2 separate regions of the Homo sapiens genome follow, and region 1 is linked to region 2. A link is a contact called in ENCODE Hi-C or POLR2A ChIA-PET data. All regions are on one chromosome and are shown on one strand. Each heading gives the region's core, a stretch centred on a gene start or an enhancer-like site at or near the end of the contact. The rest is flanking DNA. Distances are from core to core; before and after follow the strand shown.

Evidence for each region. A loop is a pair of places that touch in the nucleus more often than their neighbours do. ChIA-PET counts read pairs that join two places held with the same protein, here RNA polymerase II (POLR2A).
Region 1: a map of DLD1 shows a loop between it and region 2 (3-fold over the local background). The contact joins two enhancer-like sites. A Hi-C loop is called at or near these places in 1 of 168 maps with a recorded cell type or tissue (DLD1). POLR2A ChIA-PET finds 5 or more read pairs at or near these places in 2 of 52 experiments (AG04450 and CD8-positive, alpha-beta T cell).

What each region holds. Positions count from the first base shown.
Region 1 is chr14:96,224,095-96,227,427 of GRCh38, forward strand. The region is part of intron 1 of BDKRB2 (bradykinin receptor B2); the gene reads left to right. Among named protein-coding and RNA genes, the nearest start is that of BDKRB2, 21 kb to the left of the region's middle. Within about 2 kb of position 1,722, at least 9 of the 41 ENCODE cell types and tissues checked have a DNase peak (open chromatin) inside an H3K27ac peak, as active enhancers do.
Region 2 is chr14:96,144,304-96,147,740 of GRCh38, forward strand. No RefSeq gene overlaps it. Among named protein-coding and RNA genes, the nearest start is that of BDKRB2, 59 kb to the right of the region's middle. Within about 2 kb of position 1,893, at least 7 of the 41 ENCODE cell types and tissues checked have a DNase peak (open chromatin) inside an H3K27ac peak, as active enhancers do.

The DNA.
Region 1 (3,333 bases), core at 472-2,971, 80 kb after region 2:
TTTACAGATGAAATGACAGACATGCAGGATTTACTGCAAATATTACAGGAGGGGTAAGGTAGGTTTGGGCATAGAGAAAAAGATTGGCTGCGAGTTGGTAATTACTGAAGCTGGGTGAAGTATGTGGAGTTTCATTATGCTAGTCTATCTACTTGTGGGTATATTCCAAATTTTCCATAATAAAAAGTTAAAAAGCAAAAAAAAGAACCATCATCTCCACCTGAGGTTCTGGCCCAGACTGCTTATGTTCAAATCTCAACTCTAGTCTTGCTAGCTGTGCCTCTGTTTGCTCGTCTGCAAAATGGGGATGATAATATTAGTCCCTACATTGCAGGGGTTTCTCTGTAATGTGCTTAAAAATATGGAAACAATATAAATGAAATGAAGATATGTTGCAGGCACTTTGCACATTGTCACGGTGCTCCCAGTGCCTTGTTCCAGGGAGGTTATCCTTATTTACCAAGAGGTTAAGTCACCTGCCCTAGGTCTTCCAGTCAGTGGAGGCAAAGCCAAGACATGTCCCGAGTTCATCTGACTTCTGAGTTCAGGCATGACCTGAATGTTCTTGCCTCGGGCTCAGGGCTCAACATTTCCTGTCTTCTCTGCTTCTCCAGTCCTGAGAGATTCTGGGCCCGTTTCCCTGCAGATCAGCTCTAAGGAACATGCTTCTCTCCTGCTCCTTTCTAGAAAAGGCGTAACATTGGCAGAACCAGGAACTCTGGAATTCTGAAGGTTGACTCCCTCAATTCCAAGGGGCTCCACCTCCTGAGCGGAATTGGATAGAAGACAAAGGTCACATGGCTAGGGTGAGGCTTTGAGATGGGCGAGACTGTGAGCAGGACTGACAGGTCAGGGCCAGGACCCAGGATCTTCAGAAGCCACAGGGAGCAAGGCAGGGAGCAGCCTCCTTTGTGCCACACCCAGTGAAGGGGAACTTGCTAAGACAGATTTGTTCCTCCCATCTCCAGAAGAGCCGTTGGATGCCAATGGGTGAGGAGCTGAACCTCTGCAGACTCAGTGTGCTGATCCCATTGCCTCTGCTTGCATGCCTCTCAGGATGGGGAGTTCACTGCATCCCCCTCTTTAAAGACATTACGGTTGTACAAAGGTCTCCAGAATCATCTGTTACATCCCCTCATTCTCCCAATGAGGAAATTAAAGCTCAGAGATGCCGAGGCATTTACCCAAGGGCACACCTGGTCCTGGGCCTACGACCCTTAGACAATATTCCTTCCACCTCTTTGCTATAGAGTCTCAGACTAGGGATCTTGGCTGGCTGAGAAATCAGGGAAGGCTTCTTAGAGGAGGTGAGATTGGAGGTGGCCCTTGTAGGGTGGCACTAAGATGTCGCTTGATATCCTAATTTTTTTTTTGGCCCTGCCCACCATGTGTGTGCCTGTGCTGCCATGTCACACTAAGCAGAGTAAAATGAAGGAAGGAACGGATGAAAGGGGCAGGAAAGCGACTCCCAGGAGCTGAAAGGGCAATAGTATAGGTCCCTTCAGCACCTAGGATATGTTGTGGGAAGCCCTTAGACCCCAGATACTACCCTGTGCAGATAGGGATAAAACTCCACCTGTCCCAGCTCAGTGCTCTCCCCGGCTCCTCTGGCCTGCTTGCTGGGCAGGGCCCAAACCAGTTCAGGATTCCTTTTTCTCTGTGACCTACCAGTTAGGGTTCTCTGTTTACTGTGTCTCCTCCTCCTTGTTTTGTATACCCAGCTGGGTGGGAAGAAGGTCACAGCCCAGGTTTGCACGTGGTGGAGGAGCAGGGCCAGTAACTGGTTAGGCAGAGACCCCGCCCACCACCCTCCACTCCCACCCTAGCAGGGCCTGTGCCATCCCCAGGACACCGGAGACCACCAGGGGGCTGGAGAGGCTGCGGGAGAAACAGCCTTCCTGGACACACCCAGCTACGGCTCACTTCCCAGCCTGAGCTGTTCCTTAGGAATTGCTTTTCTGGGAAACACACCCTCTTCCAGACCTGCAGCCTTCCTTTCTATGTGGTTTTTGGTTTTGCTCTCTGGTGAGGGTTTCTATTTTTTCCTGGTATACATGAATGGCATGCAGGAAAGTGGAATGAGGACATCATGACCACCATGCAAAGGCCATTGCTCTTAAGGTTTGATGTAAGCTCCCCACTCTCCACCCCCACTACCCCTCTGCCTCGGCCTGGGGTATGAGGTCTTGGTTTTGACAATCAGACAATGTTAGCACACTGCTGTGTCTTCCACCTGCAATGGAGCACTGTAGGACGATTTTAAAAAGCAAAGTGGCAGGCCAGGTGCGGTGACTCAAGCCTGTAATCCCAGCACTTTGGGAGGCTGAGGCGGGCGGATTACCTGAGGTCGGGAGTTCGAGACCAGCCTGACCAACATGGAGAAACCCCCGTCTCTACTAAAAATACAAAATTAGCTGGGCGTAGTGGTGCATGCCTGTAATCCCAGCTACCTGGGAGGCTGAGGCAGGAGAATTGCTTGAACCTGGGAGGCAGAGGTTGCAGTGAGCCGAGATCGTGCCATTGCACTCCAGCCTGGGCAACAAAAGTGAGACTTGGTCTCAAAAAAAAAAAAAATTACAAAGTGGCTGAATACCAAGATCCTAGGAACTAGGTTCAGCCAAACTGGCTGTGTGTCCTGGTAGAATGCCCACCCTCTGTCTCTGGGCCTCCATGCCCATCTCTGTAGCATGAGGGATTCTGATGAAATAATTTCCAAGAGCCCTTCCCACACTAATACTCCAGGATTCTGTAAGGTTAATTTGGCAAGAATTCCAACGGCGGAAGAAAGATGGAGGGAGGAATATGTCCAGTCTAATAACCCTATGCTCAAGTCAGAAAGCCCCTCGGGCAGTGTCCGAGAGGGCTACAGCCCTGGCCCCAGAACCTGAGTCCCTCTAACCTGGGTCAAACCCCTAAAAGCCACTCCAGCAAGAGACAGGCAAAGCCCGGGCTCTTGCTCCAGGCTGGCATTGCCTTGCCGTGTGGCTGTAGACATCGTTTCACCTCTCGAGGCCTCAGTTTTCCCTTCTGCAAAAGACAGGCTGGGGGAGGTTGGGCATTTTCTTCTTAACTACCAGGAGTCTTTCCTCCAATAAAATTGTGATGGAAACCGGATGTCACACAAAGGGAAAGGAAACACTGGCATTTCTGGAGTGTTTGAAGCATGTGAAGTATTGTTTAAGGGCTTTGCAATCATTAATGTACTTTGTGCTCACATTAACCCCACAAAGTAGGTGCTATTATTATCCCCATTTGACACATGAAGAAACTGAGGCCCTGAGGAGTTAAGCCACTTGTCCAAGGTAAAGAGTGGGAGCTGGGCTTCTGATAGGG
Region 2 (3,437 bases), core at 643-3,142:
TATCCAAAAGAATAGAAATCATTCTGCCATAAAGACCCATGCACGTTTATGCTCGTTGCAGCACTTTTCACAATAGCAAACACATGAAATCAACCTAAGTGCCCCTCGACAGTATACTGGATAAAGAAAATGTAGTACACATATACCACAGAATACTATGCAGTCATAAAAAAGAATGACATCATGTACTTTGCAACAACATGGATGGAGCTGGAGGCCATTATCCTAAGCAAACTAAGGCAGGAACAGAAAACCAAATATCGCATGTTCTCACATACAAGTGGGAGCTAAACATTGAGTTCACATGGACACAGAGAAAGAAGTAACAAACATTAGGGCTTACTTGAGGGTGGAGGTGAGAGGAGGAAGAGGAAAAACTACCTGCCAGGTACTATGTTAATTATCTGGGTGATAAAATAACCTGTACCCCAACCTCCCATGACATGCAATTTACCATATAACAAACCTGTACATGTACCCCGAACCTAAAATAAAAGTTAAAATAAATAAATAACAACATAAAAGAATCTATTATTATTACGGAATTTACATTAGAGTCCTGCATATTTTTAATTATTTGTCAATTGTGTCCTACACATTCTTTGTATCGCTAGATATATAACAAACTTATGTACATGTATAATTACGCATACTTTTTGTGGATTACTGATTATTAAATATTTACCAGCACAGCACTGCTCAGACTCCATTCTTGGTGATAATTGATCAGCCATGGCATTGGTATTTTTTAAATCTATCAGCTGCTACCAGCATGGAGAGGAGCTGAGAATCACTACCCTAGAAGAAGGTAGCAAAGAAGAGGAAACTACTAGCCTCTGGCCAAACATGAGACCCCCTGCTCCCACAGGTACAGCTCAGATTCTGAGCACTTTGGGGTTAGAGAGAGGGCGGCAGGTTTTAGGGAGAGTAGCCCCTTATTAAATAAGTCTGGCCTGTGGGTTCTACTCACTCTAACACAGTGGATCACAAGGACCTCCCCCTGGACTGAGAGCTCCTTAAGGGACAGGGCTATCTTACTTATCCCTGAAGACCTGGCACATGGTGGATGCTTCTTGAATGTTGAGAAAATGAATTAATAAGTTGTATTAAGACATAGTTATTCCAAACATCCAATAATAATGCTTTGGATAAATCAATTATGGTACCAAATTCAAAGGATTACTCTGCAACCATTAAAAATGATATTTAGTGAGATATGAAAATGCTTATGACATACTGTAATTGCAAACAGAAAGCTACAAAATAACATATGAATTACGAGCACAGTTTCGTTTTACAAGAAACACACAAAATTTATTCCCGAGTTTGACAGGGTATAAAATCAACTTCTGGCCTGTGTATGATTCATGTTGGAGAAACAAATGCTTCCTGACTCTTTGGAATTTACTGAAACCTCATTCTCCAAGGGAAGAATTTGTTTAGTTCGTGATTATTTTCATAGCCATGGTATGGACTAGAAAGTGGGTGCTGGGATTTGGAGTAATATTTTGCCACAGAGAATAAAAGAGTCCTCCCTAAAGGCGGCCCCATGCCCTGTGGTACATTCAGATAGGACATCTCACCAATTTAGATGTTTAGATATGACATCCACATGTTGTATTAGAACATACAGAAATATGATTCTGATATTGAGGGGGTTAGGGCTCATCTGTGATTAATCTTTTAAATTTTTGATCTTTTGAATCGTTAAATGTAATCTTTTAGTTTACATAACATTGATTGCCCACAGCTAAAAGGTTGGGAAGCACAGTGACCATCATCCCAGAGTTAGGAAGACTGAAAGGAAAGCTAAACTAGCTCCTTGAAAAGTCATGTAAACTATGTGGAATTCCTCCTGGATGCATCCAGAAACTACTGGCTGGGACTGAGCAAAGATAACAGCTATTTAACATGCTTAGCAACACTCTGGAACTCAAATACACTTTACCAAATAAATCACTCACCATTGTTCTAGGCCTGGGGCTCCCCTGGCATTGCAGGACAAACATGACTGTGTTCCCCTGCCAAGAATGAGAAAGCACAGCCAGCCAGCTCCCTCTGGAGCAGGGCATGAATTGGCGGTGGATGAAATTGGTCTTAGCTCATTCCTCAAGACCTTCCCCGCCCAGTCACTCAGTGTGTGGAAGTGGAAAGTGTTTAACAAACAGGGTAGAATTAACTTCCAAAACAGAGGTAAAAACTCCCAGGCCACCCCTACCCTGCATCCTGTGGTGTACAACTACAGGAACTCAACAAGGGCAAAACACCACCAAGAACTCAAAGACGCAAGTAAGAGTTAAGTCTGACCTCACATGTCCCCCAGCATGCAGCAACTCAAGCAAACACATCCACTAAATCTGAAAAAATATATTTGAGAGAATGCTTACCCTTCCCGGTGACCCCAGAACATGTGAGCCCTTTACAATGTTGAGAAAGAAATGTGCCTTCAGGCCAGTTTTACCATCTAGGTAATTTCGTTTTGCATTTTAAACATTTACTTTGTTGACTTTCTGTCTTAATGACCTGTCTAGTGCTGTCAGTGAAGTATTGAAGTCTCCCACATTATTATGTTGCCATCTATCTCATTTCTTAGGTCCAGTAGTAATTGTTTTATGAATTTGGGAGTTCTGGTGTTTTACATATACACACACACACACACACACACACACACACACACACGTATAGCTACAAAATATATATGTATATGTGTATAGCTACATATACATATATGTGTATGTGTGTGTATATATATATGTATATATATATATATATATATATATATATATATGCCTGTGATATTTTCCTGTTGGACTATTCCTTTTATCATTATACAATGTCCTTCTTTGTCTTTTTTCACTGTTGCTGCTTAAAAGTCAGTTTTGTCTGATATAGGAATAGCTACTTCTACTCTCTTTTGGCTTCTATTTGCGTGGAATATCTTTTGTCACCCCTTAAGCTTATGTGAGTCCTTATGTGTTGGGTGAGTATCTTGAAGACAGCAGATACTTGGTTGGTGGATTTTTATCCCTTCAGCCATTCCATACCTTTTAAGTGGAGCATTTAGGCCATTTACATTCAATGTTAGTATTGAGATGTGAGGTACTGTTCTATCCATTATGTTAGTTGTTGCCTTAATACCTTGTGGTTATTTCCATTGTATTATTGTTTTATAGGCCCTGTGAGATTTATGCTTTAAGTAGGTTCTATTTTGGTGTATGTCAAGGTTTTGTTTCAAGATTTAGAACTCCTTTTAGCATTTCTTATAGTGCTGGCTTAGTTGGGCAAATTCTCTCAGCATTTGTTTGTCTGAAAAAGACTATCTCTCCTTCATTTATAAAGCTTAGTTTCACTGGATACAAAATCCTTGACACACAATTATTTTGTTTCAGGAGGTTGAAGATGGGACCTCCATCCCTTCTGGCTTATAAGGTTTCTGC